Linked DNA regions of Homo sapiens: region 2 is linked to region 1. The links are chromatin loops, found by intact Hi-C in ENCODE. Cell type or tissue: A673. All regions are shown on one strand. Links, peaks and the distances in the headings refer to the core of each region. The heading gives the core; the rest is flanking DNA. Region 1 overlaps LINC01498 (long intergenic non-protein coding RNA 1498). Region 2 holds the start of LOC124903078 (a long non-coding RNA gene).

Evidence for each region. A loop is a pair of places that touch in the nucleus more often than their neighbours do. Peaks named below come from ENCODE experiments on the same cell type or tissue, not always from the same donor. Only the 100,000 strongest peaks of a DNase experiment are listed, where the experiment ranks them.
Region 2: it touches region 1 in a loop (1.9-fold over the local background); 3 of 110 quality-filtered maps call a loop at or near these places.

What each region holds. Positions count from the first base shown.
Region 1 is chr12:108,453,748-108,463,040 of GRCh38, reverse strand. LINC01498 (long intergenic non-protein coding RNA 1498) reads left to right here. Exons shown (of 4, transcript NR_120483.1): 3 at 1,347-1,411; 4 at 3,457-3,616. Among named protein-coding and RNA genes, the nearest start is that of LINC01498, 15 kb to the left of the region's middle. In A673, for the core only: CTCF peaks have their summits at 4,656, 4,857 (motif pointing right) and 5,611 (motif pointing right); a DNase peak (open chromatin) is centred at 5,640; H3K27me3 peaks cover 3,336 bases.
Region 2 is chr12:108,251,095-108,260,387 of GRCh38, reverse strand. LOC124903078 (a long non-coding RNA gene) reads right to left here and starts at 6,490. Exons shown (of 2, transcript XR_007063585.1): 1 at 2,441-6,490; 2 at 1-736. In A673, for the core only: no CTCF peak of the experiment used is centred there; no DNase peak of the experiment used is centred there; H3K27me3 peaks cover 4,821 bases.

The DNA.
Region 1 (9,293 bases), core at 721-8,720:
TTCCTCTGTCTTTCCCTTCCCTTCCTCTCCTCCCCTCCCCTCCCCTCCCCTTTCCTACCCTCCCCTTCCTTCCCCTCCTCTGCTCTCTCCCTGCCTTTCTTCCCCCACCTTGGTTCTGAGGACCCTTCTCTCCTGTGCCAGATGGTGCCGACACAGAGCCAAGGATGAAAGCACGCAGATGCATTCTGCCCAATCCTGATCCCTGGTCTCTGAGAAGTGATGAGACTGGGGCTGGGGAAAAAGGAGGTTGATTTGGAAGACCGTTCTGAGCAGGGAAGGATGGTGTGGAGGCCTTTGGGAAGTGGGAGGGGAATGGGGAGGGCTTCCATCGTGATCACAGAGGAGAAGGGCCAGGGACTGAGCAGTGAGCTGCCCTGGAGGGCACCTGGCTTCTGACCCATCATTTGTGAACAAACCACCATCCAACCATCCTGCCAACTCTCCACCCCATGAAGAGAAGGGGAGGGGCTTGGACACCTTATAGGGAGAGGGAGAGAAAGGGTAATCTTGTTCCCTAACCAGTGGGGAACTGATCAGGACCACTGGAAATTTTCCCATGAGCTGGGGCAGAAAGGGACCCTCTGTCACTGTTAGATGTCTATACCCAGCTGTCCCACCTGGGGAGTCTTTTCTTTAGACATCCATGAAAGTACAGTGATGTCCAAGGATGTTTAGTGAGTCTCCTCAAATAGGATGTTAGGAGACATCCTATCAGTCTGAGACTTGTTGATTAAATTACATTATAGCCATACTGTGGAATATCACACAGCTATTAAAAAGGACAATCTCAATCTCTGTGTCACCCTGAAGGGAGATTCTTAATACACAATGAAGTGAAAAAGATGAGTTGTAGAATCATGTGTATAGTTTCTCTCTCTCTCTCTCTCTATATATATATATGTATATGTATATATATATGTATATATACGTATATATATATATATATATTTTGGTAAGTAAAAAAAGACATAGAGGGCCAGGTGTAGTGGCTCATGCCTGTAGTCCTAGCACTTTGGGAGGCTGAGGTGGACAGATCACTTGAGCCCAGGAGTTTGAGATCAGCTTGGGCACCATGATGAAACCCCGTTTCTACAAAAAATACAAAAATTAACCAGTTTCATAATCAAGTCTCAAAATAAATAAATAGATGAACATTTTTTTAAAAAAGCATAGAGAAGGGAACTCTACAACAATCTATTAACATTGCTAACTACAAGGGGTTGGAGTTAGAATGGAGTGGGAGAGATTATTGATTTTTTACTTTACTTTGTTGTTTAGCATATTGCAATGCATGCGTTACTTCCATAATTAAGAAAATCTAATACACATTTTTATAAAAATTCAAGGTGTCCTCAGATATGTTCAAGCCCAAAAGAATCTTATACCTGGACCCCCCAGTCCCTAGCCCCTGGTAAGTATTTGCAAAAAATGTTGGATGAATGATGAAATGAGGAAGAATGAAATGTTTAGCTCAATATCTCATTTCTTGGATGGTTTGTAAAGCTTTCAATAAAACAGGAGCCTTGAGGCAGTTGGTCATTAATGAATAACTCATCATCAGAGGTCTGGATTGAATATTAAAGCAGTCCCAGCAGTCAACCGTGCCCCTTGTTAAACATGGTCCCTGCTGCAACTAGTCTAGGTCCAGGCTCATATTCTAGCTGACAGCTTGGAGAGGAGTGATAGTCATATTTCCTCACGTAACCATCCTCATTTTTAGGGTTGACAGTTCTGCTGCTGCAATGACAGGGAGGTGGGTGGGTGAGTCCTTTGGGTGTTGCTGGGATGTTAAGTCCTGGGGTTGTGACTGGGGAGAGTGATGTCACCCTTGATAATTTCTGTAGACTCAGGCAGAGCGGCTCACTAAGATAAAAACCTCTTATAAGTAGGTTTTTCTTTCTTTTTAGTAAACAGGTTGCTCATCACTCTTCGACAGCTCTGACCCCTTGGCTGCAGAGTGGGTGCTGGGTGTTGGGAGAGGGGCATGCATGGAGGTCCTTCTTATCCCATGTCTCATCTGATTTTTCTTCAGTCTCCTCCTCCTCACTTTCAGAGCAGAGAGTCCTTATGCGCCACTGGGACTCCCCATGCCCTTCCCTGTCTGTCCGTGTCTTGCTGAGCCAGGCAGACTCCTCGCTTTCCAAAGTGACAGTTCATTTTCAGATTCCCTGTTCACGTTTCCATTTTGCAAGTGACAGAGACCAGTGTGTTATTCCTCTTAAGTAGTGTAGCAGGAGCCTCTGGGAAGGAAACGTTTAGCCAAATGACTGACTCTAACGGAGAATTTTCAGGTATTTTGGTAGACCAAGGGATAGAATAATTTAGGGATAGAATAATTTAGGAATAGGTTGAAGTTCCTGTTGCTAAATGACATTCCCCACCCTCCACTCCCCCGACTTTTTTTTTTTTGGAGACAGAGTCTCACTCTGTCACCCAGGCTGGAGTGCAGTGGTATGATCAGGGTTTACTGTAGGCTTGACCTCCCGGGCTCAGGTCATCCTCCCACCTCAGCCTCCCAGGTAGCTGGGACCACAGATGTGCACCATCATGCCTGGCTATTTTTTTTTTTTTTTGTATTTTTTTGTAGAGACAGGGTCTCACCATGTTGCCCAGGCTGGTCTTGAACTTCTGGGCTCAAGCGATCTCCCCAGTTTGGCCCCCCAGAGTGCTGGGATTACAGGTGTGAGCCACCATGCCCGACCCATTTTCCCCCTTTTTATAAAAGCGATAAGTGTTCAATTCATACCACTTGCAAAACGCAGAAAGACACAGAAAATTGAACAGCACATTCCTCCATAATCCCTTTAGTCAAGATGACTCATCGCAACAGATACACACACAGTGTAAATATATATTTACAAAAAATATACTTTGTATATTCTTCTGTAGCCAGTTCTTTTCACTTAGCAATATCTTGTGAGTATAGTCCCATAACTATAAATATTCATCTATACTGTGAGTTTTTTTCCAGTTGGAAAAATTTCAAACAACGCAAAACATAAAAAACAATTAAGATCTCTATTATTGCCATCCTCAGGGATAACCATTATCACTTTAAAAATATTCTCTTGCCTTTTTTTCTATGCGTATGCACACTAGAATCTAATCCCTATACAGATGCTCCTCAATTTACAATATGGATGTGACCCCATTGTGAATCAAGGAATGTACTGAATGCCTATTGCTTTCTCACCATCATAAAATGAAAAAATCAAAGCATCATAAGCTGGGGACTGTCTGCAGTGTCCTGGCTTGCTTTACCTACCCTTGTGTCCTCAGCACCTTGAAGAAGGTCTGGCATGTAGCAGATGCTTGGTAAATATTGTTAAATGAATGCAAAATTATAAATGCATATTTAGTAGGGTTCCTGGAGTAGAATCTGCTTCTACGTTTTTCCCCCAAAGCTTGTAAAACCCTCATTTAAAATGTTACATGTATTTTCTGTTTTCTGGGAAGGGGACTGGAGTTTACCTTTGAGCAGGACCATCCCTTGATTCTGGGTGTGAGCACTTGGTGAGAAGAAAATAAGCAAAATAACTATCCACGGTTCTTGGGGATGCCCTGAAAGCTCAAATACTGAAGCTGCAGATGGAGCAGTTAAGTATTCTAAAGGGAACCTAAAGCAAACTGTGTTTGTTGGTAGAACATGCCCCTGCAGGGTTGGAGCAAAATCTGTTTCTAAACTTAGAGTTTGGCTGCCCCAGGCCTGAACGCACTTGTTTGCTCTTGGGAGACAGGGTGTGCATTCTCATCCAAGCATTTGCTTGCTGGAGTTGAGGATTGAGGACCAGATGGTGGCAGAAGGGATATGCAGGCTTGCTCTTGCTCTCACCTGAGGCTGGAGAGAAGTGCCACGTCTGGTAAGGAGTACCCTGGTCTCCAAGGTTGGTCTCCCTTCCAGTAGTAATGTACCAAATCCAATGAGCAGACTTGGACTTGCCCTCCTGGCCTATGTGGTTGTCTTGTTTGGACTACAGGGTGATGGTGGGATGTCCTTTGGAGGAGAGATGTTCCCATGTTTCTCCAGGGGGTATTGTGGGTCTACTAGACAGGAAGGCTTATTCCCCACTTCTCTTGGTTCAGATGAGCTGGGTGGGAACTTGGAGGTGTGGCAATTTTCCCAGAACATCCTCCGTGCAGGGTGAGTGTTTACGCAGGAAGTTCCAAGTAAAGCGCTTGGATGTTGAGTCTTAGCAACCACTCTTAGCAATAATTTTAAATTAATCTTCACGGTACTATATCTCTCCTCTTATTCTGTTGTCTGTAGTAGCACCCGACAGGCTGAGGATCTATCAACATTTTAAATGCAAATATCCTTTACCCCAGAATTATCACTTCTAGGAATCTCATCTAAAGAAATACTAGTGTGATGGACAAAGAAGCATGTAGCAATGTTCTTTGCAACTTGTGTGCAATAGCATAAAACTGGAAATAAGCAAAGTACTGGACAAGTGGGGACTGTTAGATAAAGCTTGGCATATCTGCACTAGAGTGAGGCCGATCTATGCACACAGACATGGAAGCTTCTCTGACACATATGGCTGAGAATAGAGAACAATCCTATTCATACAAGAAAAAAATCAGTGCCAAAATCTATGTATGTAAATGCACAGAAAAATTCTACAAGTGTGCCCACTTAATAAATGGAGCTGCCTCTAGGGAGGGCAGTGGAATTATATGTGTGGAGTATATATGAATAATGATGGTGGTAATTAAGATGTGACATTTGTTGAGTGCCCACTCTGGGCCAGGCACTGTTGAGGGGCTTTACGTGAATTTACTTGCTCAATGCTAATAATGACCCTATGAGTTGTGATTATAATCCCCATGTTACAGATGAGGAAATAAAGGCATGACTCCAGGGGGTGCTCTATACAAGGAATACAATAGGAATTGTGGCCCTAGAATTGTTCAGCGCAGTGGGACCGTAAAGACATGAGGCAAACGTGCCTGATTTAAGTAAAAGGTGGAGTCAGACCTTGAACTATTACACTCAATTGCCTCTATTTTCCCCTCCTTTAAAGCCAGTTTTTACAGTGGGATTGTTTTTATGTATTATATGTGTGAAACAAATAACTACATCCTGGTCTCACTTGGATATTTGTAAGGGCCTGTATCCCCATGTGGGTGAATGTGAGCCATCCTGCCTTCTGGGCTGGGGGTGGGAGCCGCCCCAGCAGACCACAGCAATGGCACAGCAGGATGTCAACACCAGAAGGACCCGTGGGCACATTCCTGAGCTCAGGTAAAAGGATTCCTGCGGAAACCTCAGAAATAGCTGGGGCTAATTCCAAGCCATTAGGCTGCTGTGGGCTTGCACCTTAATAATTTAGGAGTGACAAGAACTTCTTCAAGGAGTAAAAGACTATTATATAATCACACACATCTCAGGCTAAGGCCTGGGACATGAGGGATTATATAATAATGCTCTATATGGAACAAAAATAGGATTATATTTTGCATTGTGCATGTGAACTGATTTTGTATTCAATATGTCATAAATGCTCGGCAGCCTTTGAAAAAAGATAAGGTAGGTACTAGCTGTCTCCTATGTGCATTGTTGGCCATCCTGCAGGTAGACTGTAATTTGCTTCTCTAATCCCCTAGGGGGCACCAATGTTACTTTCTGAATCTAAACAATGTTGCAGGGACATCCTTGGCCTCCAGTGGCTTCAGTGTGTCTGACTTTCCCAAGGAGCCTGTAAACATGTAGATCCTGGGCTCACCCTGTGTAATAACTACTGCTTAATAACGAATTACCCCCAAACCTAGCAGCTTGAAACAATGACTATTCATTTGTCTCACAGAGGTTTTGAGAGTCAGGAATTAGGGAGTGTCCTAGCTGGTTGCTTCTGGCTTGAGGTCTCTCAGGAGTCAAGATGTGGTTCAGACTCAACTGGGGCGGGAGGATCCATTTCCAAGGCAGCTCTCTCACAAGATCTGTGCTGGCTGTTGGCAGAATCCAGCTCCTGGACCTGCAGAATTCTCTATAGGGTTGCTTGAGTGTCCTCATGACATGGCGGCTGACTTTCCCCCACAAAGAGTGACCCAAGAGAAAGCAAGACAAGGCTTTTATGACTTAACCTCAGACGGCGCTCTGTCATTTCTGCAATATGCCATTGCATTAGTTACAGAGGCCAGGCCTGTTCAAGGTGGGAGGAGACTATAACAAGGTGGGTGTGAATACCAGGGACACAGCGGGAGGCCGGAATCACTGGGAGTCATCTTAGGAGATTTCACAGGTGTGAGTGGAATGCAGGGATCCCACCCTCCCCCCTACTTTTTTTTTTTTTCAGAGACGATGTCTTGCTCTGTTGCCCAGGCTGGAGTGCAGTGGTGTGATTATCGCTCACTGCAGACTTGAACTGAGGCTGGATGCCACAGCTTAGGAGATTCTGATTTTGCAGGTGTTGAGTGGAATGCAGAGGTCCTGTCCCACCCACACCCCTTGCCCAGCTAATGCCCCCCTAACTTTTTTTTTTTTTTTTTGAGATGGAGTCTCACTCCATTGCCCAGGCTAGAGTGCAATGGCGCGATCTCAGCTCATTGTAACCTCCGCTTCCTGCGTTCAAGCGATCCTCCTGCCTCAGCCTCCCGAGTGGCTGGGATTACAGGTGTGTGCCACCACGCTGGCTAATTTTTGTATTTTTAGTAGAGACAGGGGTTTCACCATGTTGGCTAGGCTGGTCTTGAACTCCCGACCTCAGGTGATCTGTCTGCCTTGGCCTCCCAAAGTGCTGGGATTGGAGGTGTGAACCACAGCCTAATGCCCCTTGTTAACAGGTGCCCAGGGTAATCTGTTGTGGGCACTCCGAGCATATATTTCAGAAGATATCTGTATGTCTATGATTGTTCACATCTCTGATTATTTTTTTTAGGGTAAATGTCCAGAAGTGGATTTTCTAGGTGAAGGGGACACCCTAGCATAATGCTATTGGTATCTTCTATCACTCCGTTCTCTAGAGAGGGGACCTCAGGCTACACTCTGGATATGGAGCCTTGAAATGCCCTTCAACCACACTGAGTTGACTATGGCAATCCTGTTAGCCTGTTTTTAGGATGTGGGTTGGACAGGAAGAGGTGACTAGAATGACAGGGCAGAATATATTTTGCGTTTCTTGCCTGACATCAGCAAAGCACTGAGGTTGGTGGCAGCGGTGAAGTTGTCAACCAGAAAAATGCATTAGCTCAGCACAGATTTACTAACTCAGTCTTCAGTTCCTCTTTAAGAGGGGCTGCAAATGGGCTCCTGAAATTTGCTTGCCCTGGGATGTGGGAGCGAGGGGACAGGAATGCCACTGGTATCTTTGGTTTGTGTATACAGTAGAAGACTTTGAACAATCCCGAAAAAAACTCATTGGTCTATAAATGGACATTTACAGAAAAGACCCTGGGCAGACTTCACTTTGGAGTCACACAGATGGAGAGTTTGGGTCCCAGCTCCTCCTTGTTTGATTAGGAGAACTTGGGTGTTACTTGGTTCTCTGAGCCTCGGTTTCTTAGTCTATATAATGGAGGTAATTATTACAATGTGTGTGTATAACTTTGAGATGAAAAAAGAGTAAAAAACCCAAATAATCACATTGGGGGTCATTTTGAAAATCAAATGATAGCTGGGGATCCTGCAGGGGCATCAGTTGTGTGTGGCCCTTCTGCTGGTATCATCTATCTGATGTATTGAGCTAGCTTTCCCGACCTCTGACTTAATGTGGTGTAGATTAACCCCATTCCTGGCTCCCTGGGTAGGCGATTTTGTTATAGGAAAGGGGTCCCAATAGAGACCCCAAGAGAGGGTTCTTGGATCTCGCGTAAGAAAGAATTCAGAGTGAGTCCATAGATTAAAGTGAAAGCAAGTTTATTAGGAAAGTAAAGGAATAAAAGAATGGCTGCTCCGTAGACAGAGCAGCCCTGAGGGCTGCTGGTTGCCCATTTTTATGGTTGTTTCTTGATGATATGCTAATCAAGGGGTGGATTATTCTTGTCTCCCCTTTTTAGACTATATAGGGTAACTGCCTGTGGTTGCCATGCCATTTGTAAACTGCCATTTGGGGCTTTCACAGTGGGAGTGTAGCAGTGAGGACGACCAGAGGTCACTCTCGTCGCCATCTTGGTTTCAGAGGGTTATAGCTGGCTTCTTTACTGCAACCTGGTTTATCAGCAATGTCTTTAAGACCTGTATCTTGTGCCGACCTCCTATCTCATCCTGTGACTAAGAATGCTTTAACCATCTGGGAATGCAGCTCAGTAGGTCTCAGCCTCATTTTACCCAGGTCCTATTTAAGATGGAGTTGCTCTGGTTCACACGCCCCTGAAGATTTTAGCTTTGGCCAGTCAGAGGACTTATTGCATCCCAAGCCACAACAAGGTTCAGGGAAGGCACATGACTCCTGCCCATCCAATCAGAGTGAATTCCAGGACTTGTGAGAGATATCCTGATAAAGAGGCATTCTTCTTCTGCTGAGGGTCTGAGCTAGTGGGATGTAAGCCAGGAGCTGCTGTCATTTATTTTGTTATGCTGGGGGAAACACGTACCTGAGAGTGAAGCCAACAGAGACAAAAAAGAGAGAAGAACCAAATCTTGATTCTGTCTTTTTAGCACCTGGATCAAGCTGCACCTGAACTTTCAAGTTATACCAGCCAGTAAATCCCCCTTTAGGCTTAAATCAGTTTGATTTGAGTTTCTGAAACTTTCAGTCTTGCATAGTAACAAATGAGGTAAAATTTGGGGCTATGTGAAAGCCCTAAATAGCAGCAAATTATCTGTGTTAAATTTCCATGCATTTGTTACCTTTGCTGGGGATGAGGCAAGGTTATATTTTCCTGGGTCACTCTCTCATCCCCTTGGGAAAAGGAACTACTTGTGTTCATTTTGAAAAGCCAGACATTTGGCCACTCCTAGAGACATAACATAAACTCTGTTTCTCAAAGCATGAGTGTGTCTCTAGAATGGAATATCTTCTCTGCTTACTGCTTACACTCTTCAGAAATTAACGTGTCTCTTTGTAATTCACAGAAAAAATACCCCAACAAAACCCTGAATGAATAGAATTTATAGTTTTGGCTTTTTCTTTCATCCTTTTCTCATCAGATCATTGGCTCTTGCTACTAGCTTATATTACAATTTGATATGATAGTTGATTTAGCACAAAATTTTATGTGACAGGATAATTCATTGCAACACCATTAATTTGTGTTTTGTTTTGTTACAGGAAAAGACTCAGAATGGATGGAAGTTGTTTATAAATTCTCCTCTGCTGCATACTGTTAAGAAGGGGAAAGAGGAGTGCTGGGTA
Region 2 (9,293 bases), core at 466-8,465, 200 kb after region 1:
CTTGTGAAAGCTGGTTGTGTTGAGTATTATATAGTGGTAACTCTGGATATCATGTTTTCCCTGCTCCCAGGATTTACTGTTGTTGATTGTTGGAGGCTGCAACTGTTCATTTGTTTAGTAACTTTTCCAAATTATTTTCGCAAAGTCTGTATTCCTTGTCATGTGTGGTCAGTGAAGTCTCTGTTCCACCATCTCAGTGGTTAGACAGTGACCCAACAAAGATTTCCTTAAATAGTGAAATTCAGCTTCTCTTTTCTTCATTAAGCGTTCCCTTGGTTGTTGTAAGTTTTGGATTAAATTCCCAAGTTCCAAAACGTTTATTCTTTCAGTCTTTACCACCTTATGGTTGTTTTAGTGGAGAGACTAATTCTTTTAATTCCCTACTCTATACTTTTCTGTGATGTCACTGAAACAGATGATATCCTGTTCCCACCACTCCCTATTGGTTCTTTGATATAGAGTTAGCTGCCATTTAGTACTGTGCCGGCATATTTTTCTTGTAGTAGAGAAGTACATTTCTCTATATGTCTTTATCAAAAGTGAGAATTGAAAAAAGGCTATGAGAACCCCATGTTTCATGAAAATTACAGGGGTAGAATATATTTCTTTGTGGAAATGAGAAGTATTCTTTTGTGTTCAGTATGTGAAATTACTTCACACTTAACTCACTTGTGGTACACATCTGTCTCCTCTTGCCATGTGAATTTGAGATCCTCTACTGATGGTCTGGTAGTTTCTTTAGTTGGAAAGTAAGAAAAAGTTATTTCTGTTCTATCGAGACAATGTCAGGTGAAACCTACTCTGGATATTAGCTACTAATAAGGACTTGGGGATGACTCTGATGTGGTCTTCTAGTGGAAGATACACCAGAGAGCCTACCGGTGATTTGTTTCTCCCTTTATCTCTTGCCAATCTGTCCTTCCTTTGACCTTTGGCCTCAGGGTTCCCCAGAGTCACCAAATTTCATTTCTGGGAATTTACTCTGTGTCTGACATAAATCATGTCAAACAGGTTAATGAAAGTGGAGTAGATTCCATACCCAATAAAAACTGCTTTGAGACCAGGCCTGCTCCTCAGGCATAAGGGTGGTAGCTCTTGCTTACTGACCACCTACTGTATTTCAGGTGCTTCATAAACACAAGCTTATTCCATTCTCCCAATAGCTCTGTGAGATAGGTACCATTACTTCTACTTTACAGAAGAGAAAATTGAGACTCAGGGAGTTTCATATTTGGTGGAGGTGAGACTTAAACCCAGCAAGAACCTCAGAAACTTTGTGTCCATAGTACTATGTGCTGTAATATTTCACCTGGTGCTCTAAATTGCACCTGTCAGCCCACTTCCAATTTCAGTTGTGGCTGGCATAGATCAATTTTGCAAGGCTTCCCATTCACTCCCTCTTTTGTTTCTCACCTCAAGCAAATGCCACACACCCTACTTTTGGCCCTTGGCTTCTCTAGTGTCATGAACTTTGGTTGTATCTTGCTTGGGCTCATGCAAGGGGAGTTATTAGCCCCAGGGACAACCCTCAACTAGTAAAAGTGGAGAGTTGATGAACATATACTCCCAACTCCTTCTGGCAGTTGATCCTGGGAGGCACTCTATATACTTCTTAGGAGATCCTAGTGGAATCACACCCTCACGACCCAAAGTCATGACTTGATAATGCAGTACACATTGGTCTTTGTCTTTCTTGTCTCACTTCTCCTGCTCCCTAGGGCCATCTCTCAATTAAACAACCTATACACAAATCCTTGCCACAGGCTCTGCTTTCAAAGGACCCCAAGCAAAGACAGGCAACATACTTAGATTTCTTGAATCAAGATTTTTTCCATGGATGAATATTGAAGTTTGAATAGGTGAAAGTGGGAAATATATCTGTACAATTATAAGGTGAGGTTTTGCACGAATCCACCACACTGGACATGTCCACATGGGTTTTTCTGGCTTCTTCAAGGTAGTCCCTATGACAGGTTTCCCCACTTGACATTACTGAGAGAAGTTCATACCCTGTAGGGCTAGTTTATAAACTACACAGAGGAAAAAAGCCTCATGACCACACTGTTGTGCCAGGTTTTCAGCTGACAAAGCACTTCATGGCTTAATCATGTCCTTGACCCCTCAAGTTAGCCAATGGCAGACACTTCTCTGAGCTATTACAAGCTGATTTCCTAATTTGTAAAATCTTCCATGACAACACTAACAATAATAGCGATGATAATAAAGATAATAATACTGTCGCCTTTTTTTTTCCCCTGTGTATATAGCACGGTGACTAACACAACACTCCCATAAGTTAAACTCCATGATGACCTCCATTTTAGAGATGACAGAACTAAGGCTCTCTGACATTTGACAGTTGGTCCTAGGTCACACAGCTGAGTCTAAATGTAAATCAGGTTTGTCTGACACTGGAGGTGTTCCATCCCCCACTCCTCACCTTTATTTATTATATTACACCAGCGCTTGTCAAAGTCGACACTGTTGACATTTTGTGTCAGATCACACTTCATTGTGGTGGGTTGTTCTGTGCATTGGAGTACATTGAGCAGCATCATTGCCCTCTACCCATTAGATGACGTCAGCAACTCCCCCTTCCCCTGGTTATGAAAACCAAAAATTTCTCCAGACATTGCTGAATATCCCCTGGGGTGAAAAATCATTTCTGCTTGAGAACCACCATTAGAGATTAGGATTTTGCACTTGGTTTTGATTAAAGATAGGGTTCCACTGCCCTAATTTGGAAACCACTGGATTCGTTGATTTTTAATTTCCTAATTTCGGTCCCAAGGGGTCCAAATGTTCCTTAAAACTATACATAAAACTTTGCGTGCGTGCATGTGTATATGTGCTTGCACTCATTTTTCTGGAGAAACAACTCATGGTTTTCATTAGATTTTTAAGGGGGTCTGAGAATTCCTCTTCCTCTCCCAGCCCCTTCCCAGTTGGATGATATGACTTTTGAGATTTTAAGTCCCTTTTCTCTTTTTTTTCTGCCTCCTCTCAAATTTCCCTCCTCCATTGTTGTAACAAAAGGGTCTTGGGCTATGGTTTCTTCTCCAGTGTAAGTCATTCCTGGAGAAGAAACTGCCACCCTGCCTCCATGGGCTGGGGGCTGTGGTGGTGGAAGCGAGGAGGAAAGAATTTCTAGGGAACCACTGAGCTGTGGAATAAGAGATTATTGCTTGGCAGTTGCCATGGGAACCTATAAACCAACTGTGCAGCTAAGAACCCAAAGGCGTCTGTACCACCAGCTCCCAGCCTGCTTCCCTTGTGGTGGCCTGATCTTCATCTCACCTCACCCCACGGGTCCTCAGCCCCAGAAAGGCTAGCACTTTGCTACCAGAACCCTCACTGCTGCCTTGCAAGACTCACCCTGTCTTCTTGACTCTGGACACACATGGCCCCCGCCAGGATGCAGTATAGTGGTTAAATATATGGACTCTGAAACTAGACTCCCTGGGTTCAAAGTCCATTATTTCCAAGCTGTGTGACCTTGGGAAAATAACTTCACCTTTTTGAGCCTTGGTTTCCCCGACTGAAAAATAGGGGCAATAAGAATCCCTGCCCCCCAGGGATACTTCAATGATGTTACATATGTGAAGCTCCCATCATAGTGCTCAGCACAGAGTTATTATTCAATAAATATTAGCTACTATCATCACTGTAGTTTCTTGTTTCCCTTTCTCCTTGGCCAATCTCTGGGCAGGCCAGATCCTTCTACCCACTGACTCAAAGATTTATGAGGCCAACAGATTGGTAGATGGTGTTAAATATAATTAATGTATTCATTCTTTCATCAGCTGAACATTTGCACATCATATAGTCTGTGCCAGGAGGCACAATGGGAATCCAGAAATGAAGATTTTGTTTCATCATAATGAAGCTCATATCCTTGTAAGACACACACACACACACACACACACACACACACACACACACACACTAGATTACTAAACTAAATGGCTATGTCCAGAGCTGTGATTAGGGAGGTTAGAGGAGGAATCAAATCTGGTCTCTGTAGTCAGGGGAAGCTGCCTGGAAGAGGAGGAGGCTGAGAGAAGTTATAAGGAGGCCAAGGCATCAGTCACATAAAGGCTTTCAAGTGGAGGAGACAGTATGAATGAAGACATGGAAAAGAAAAGAAATAGCATGGTACGTGCCTGTGTGCTTTGGGCAGTGGTGTGCTGGTAAATACTTAACTGTTTAAACCTCCAAAAAAGAAGAAGAAGGAGAAGCAGAAGGAGGAGAAGGAGAAGGAGAAGAGAGAAGAGAAAGAAGGAAGGAAGAAAGGAAGGAAGGAAGAAATGAAAAGAAAAACCTGATTTGTAGCATTTGCCAATTTCCATGGTGTATATTCCTACCATGGCCAATTTTAAACTACCCATGGGATGCCACTGAATGTGAGTTTGGGAAGAGATATGTTGGCTGTTGAGGGCTGGGCTGGTGGACTGCACCACACCATTGGCTTTGGGGGTCCAAGATGGGGTTGGGACAATAAAAAACAATTCTATATTACTAGAGGTAATATTCAGGGCAGCTAAAGGACTAGGTCAGGCCTGGTCTGGCAAGTGGCTTGTGGCTTTTATTTCAATATCCTTTAATATTCCTTGATTCACTTATTCAGAAAATCAATAGACATCTCCATAGCACTTACTATGTGCCAGGTACTATGCTAACTATAGGAATACATAGATCAAAATGCATGAAGAGCCATGGATGCACGGATAATATCAACAATGCTTTGTGCTCTGTTGTCATAGCAGTGCCTACATTGGGGCCAGTAGTTATCAAGAGGTCCATTGTAAACACACCTTTGCCTCACAGCAAGTCTACAGGATCATTGTAACCCACCCTCCTGGTGCACCATCTCTTATTGCAGGGTTGCCTGTACTTGGGAAGCTTTGGGAAACACAAAAGGACTTCCTGTCCCCATATTTTAGAAAATCTGATTCAGGAGGTCTGGGATAATAACTAGGCATTCCAAGTTCTGGAAGCCCAGGTAATTACGGTAACAGTTTAGGTACCTAACTTATGTCTCAGAAAGGAATTTCCCTTCCTCCCTCTTGTCTCCCACTTTGAAAGGACACGCAAAAGTCTTGTCGCCATCAAGTGCTATACCCTCTGTCTCACCCCTGGCTGACTGTTCATTTCTCCATAATTGTTCAGCAAATGACTCCAGAATACACAAAAATCATTTTGCTGCAACACATTCCATTCCGTAATGACTGCTCATTTCAATTAGCTGTCAGAGGCCTGAAATAGAGCTGCCCAGCCCTGCTTGGATAAATCACCACCTTTGTTTGAAATTGGATTTAAGGCAACCGGGGCAGAGCGGGTGGGGTGAGGGGATAAATATTTTATCATTTCTTCCTCCTCAGTGCTCTGCCAGTTTGTTCTCATTCTCGTGTTCCTCCCTGTGTTCACCGGCAGATTGCTGACTGTAAATTCGAGGGGCAATAGTAAACCTGCAAACATGATAAACAAACATGTAGCTTTTGCGAGGACGGATATTATTATCATCCAGATTTACAGCTCTCCGCACCTACCCGTTTTATTGCTTTTTGGGAAAGCTGAGCTAGGTTTCTGTGTTACATTGATCAACTTTCTGCCCTCCGCCCCCTGACATCTACTCTGAGTCATTTAAATATCAACATGGACTGGGGATACAATTCGTCTCTCTGGAAGTGAATGTGTCTTGACAGGTGTTTTCTTTGGGGACAGTTATTTATAACCACCAAAGCTATCATACAGTGGGGCGCCTTTGTCTCCTCTCATTGCTCTAAAAGTGAACATATTTTTGTTTTCCCAGTGGGAAGAAATGCAAGATCAATGATGTAAATCTCTCTTTCTCTGCTTCTTTCTCCCTGTCCTTTCTCTCTCTCTGTCCTTTCTCTGCCTCTGTCTCTTTCTCTCTCTCTCTCTCTGCATCTTCTGCCCTCTTCTGTCCCCTCCACCCTCTGGACAGGCCTTGGATCGTCCCCAGGTTCAAATCCAAGTGCTGCCACCAACTTTTGTGTCTCTTGAGCAAATCATTTAACTGCTCAGAGTTCAGCAATTTAAAACTATACATGTTCCCTCTCCCATGTTCCTCGTTGCCTATTTATAAGAGAGAATTGAATGAGATATTTCTGTCATCCCTATACCTTCCCTCCCCGCACCCCCAGCTTAGGTGGTGAACTCTCGGGGACAGGGAGCCATGCCAACTCAACCTCTTTTCTCCCTTTCTCCCTGGCTCCTCTGCTCCCTCCCTGGAGCTGCTCAGGCCAGAACCTTGGGGTCCTCTTTGTCTTGTCATCTCCCCATCCCCACATCCAGTGTGTCACCGTGTCCTGCAGATTCTTCCCCAGCTCTCTCCACACTCTGTGCCTCTCTCTGACCCCAAAGCCCCACACTTCTCATATTTTTGAGTGCCCCCAAAGTGCCAGGCACTGATCTGGTCTCTGAGCACTGTCCCCTCTCATGAGGAGCACATAGCAGTTTCTTTACTGTTTTAAGGCTTGTCCCCCCCCCCCGCCCCCCCATCCTCTCTCTCTCTCTCTCTCTCTCTCTTTCTCTCTTACTGTAATAGCTAAGGGCTGGGGCAGTGGAGCGCGTGCCTGCAGATTCTGTTGCTAAGGAAACCACTTCCTTGGTTACCAGCCTGGGTAGCATTTGTCTCACTATGTCTGGATCCTGCTGAGTCGCCCCCACTCTTCAGGAAGAGGATGAGGAGATGGGAGAGGACAACAGGGGTGGGGGAAGGGAGGGGTAGAGAGAGGCAGAGAGCTCAGAGATCAAAAGGTAGAGATGGAGAGATTTTGCACAGGCAGAAACAAAAATCAAGGAAGAGAGAAAGGGAGAGAGAGAAAGGGGGGGAAGGAAGAGGAGAAGAGAGAAGAGAAGGAGGGGCAGAAAGACAGGAAAGAAAAGAGATTTAATGAGCAGCTGGAGGAAATCAGAGACCACAAAGAGGGGAATTGAGAACAGGAGGCTGGGTAAAGAAAAACAGAGAGAGAAAAGGGGGAGGGATGAGGTGACAAAACAATGAAGGAGAGAAAGGGGAAGGAAGGGTGCTGGGCCTCCGGAGGAGGCTGGGTCCCTGAGGATCTGCTCCCAGCATCCTTTTTGCCTCCCCCTCTGCCCACTCCCACGTTTTCCACTGGGATGTGTGTGCAGCCTCTTCTGGGGTTGTAGGAGAATCCAGAAGAAATCCCCCAAATCAGCAGATTCTGAGCCCTGGTCTTTCTCCTGAGTCCTGGAGCCACAGTGAGCCCCAGGCAGCAGCAGGAGGAGAGTCCAGGTGCCCTGGTTTCCAGGCCAGGCATGGACCCTACATCGGGGAATGCTTGGATCCAAAGCTTTCCTTCTTCTTTGGGTGCAAGGGCCTTGTCACTCTCTGTATGTGGAAAGGACTTTTAGGCCCTTGGAGGAGACAGCAGTGGCCCCAGCTCTGCTATGGCAACCTAGGCTTTCTGGGTTTTGGGGAATGCACTGTGAACAAGTATCCACTTGTGACTGTTGCACGTTGAGTTTTTGCTGTTTCGAAAAAGTTCCAGGAAGAAGCTCAGCCCTGGAAAATCAAAACCCAGTTGGATCCACAGATGCCTGAGTTGGAGATGAACTTTGGCGAACTCTCCTCATTACCATACTAACCCCACACCCTGCCCAATCCCAGGGAAGAACTTATTGGCCATTTTCTATGCATGCGACATATGTGGAAGGATGATCCTTGACTGCACATTTGCGGCTTTGACCCCACCTCTGCATACAATGGCTCAGCTCACCAGCTCAATACGAGCCCTGTGTTCACTGTTGTTCAGGGAAGCACTGCTTTGGGAACCATCTCTAGTGTCCTACTTACTCGTGACAAATAATAAAATCCCCCTGTTAAATCCTCCTTGGTTGTAGTCACCCGCCAAACAATTGAACCCACCGGTTGTGTGGGTAACACTATTAGTTTCTGTGTGGCTTGGGCCAGCCACTGCCTGCCTCTTAGCAATGATGCCCCCCTCTAAAATGGAGTTAATGATCTCTGTTGTAACAACCTCATGGGGTTTGTCAGGAGCCACTCGAGTCCTTTTCCTTCTTTGACTCACAGTCTTCTCCGTGAAAGCTTTCTGATCACTTTGAGATACCTGCTTAGTACTGGTAAAACGTACATTGCTGGAGCATAGATTTGTGTCTGTCTTATTACTTTTTTAGTTCCTAGAATTGAGAGCATTGCCTGGCACATGGTAGATGCTCAGTAAATATGTGCTGAATGAATGAATGAATGAATGCTACCTTGGTTCTTTCTGGGTCTGAAATACAAAGATCTTATTCCAGATGGCTGATGAAGTGTGATAGGAAGGGCAGAAATTAGCCGAAGAAGAGGCTGGTAAACTGTCCAGCCCCACCTATGGCCTAAAGGGCTTTCGCGCCACCCCCTCCCACCCGACAGTGATCTGTGGTTGGGGGCAGGTGGAAAGCAGGGAGTTGCATAAGGCACATAATCTGAGAGTTCTAAGAAGGACCCGTGAGAGCTTGGGGCTAGAAGCTGCATGGCTTCCTGCACTTCCAGTTGGGAGGATTTGGTCGCATGGATAATATTTAGAAAAGTGAAAGAAAACTGGCACATTGGTTCAGGGCTCAGCCTGTGACCTAAGTCAAGGCTTGATCTGAGATCAGGGGCAGGACCAGGCTCAGGGCTTGGAGTGACCAAGATCATGACTTCTGCAGGGCCAGGACTGGGGCTCCCCCTGTGACCAGAATCAGAGCTCAGTCCGTGACAGAGATTAGGGCTCAGTCAGGAGACACTATCAGCATTAGTTCTGGGGCAGGTCAGGGCTCAGTCTGTGACCCAGGTTGGAGTGTAGTCAATGACTAGGGTGAAGGCTCAGTAGAAGTAGTTTGGGACTCAGTCCAATGTGATTCAGTCAATGTGGGGCTGGAATGAGGGGTTGTGGATCAGTATGTGCACAGGATTAGGGCTCAGTCTGTGATCAGGATCAGGGCTTAACTTTGACTCAGGTTCAAGGCTCTAGGATTGGGCTCAGTCTGTGACCAGGTCAGACTTGGTTTAATACTGGGGACAGAGTGTAGCCTGGGCCCCAGATCAGAGCTCAATCAGTCATCACAGAATGACTTTTGTGAGCCAAGATGAACCCGTAGAGAAAGGCCCTGTTCTTCTGGATTCTGGAACAAACTCACACCCTTTCTGAGATCTTCCTCTCCCCTCCCCACCACAGTCACCCCAGCACTCTCAGTCCTCCTGAGCTCTCCGTGCTTGGGGGAGGAGAAGCCCCTCTCTCTTTCCTCTGCCTGGCCCAGCT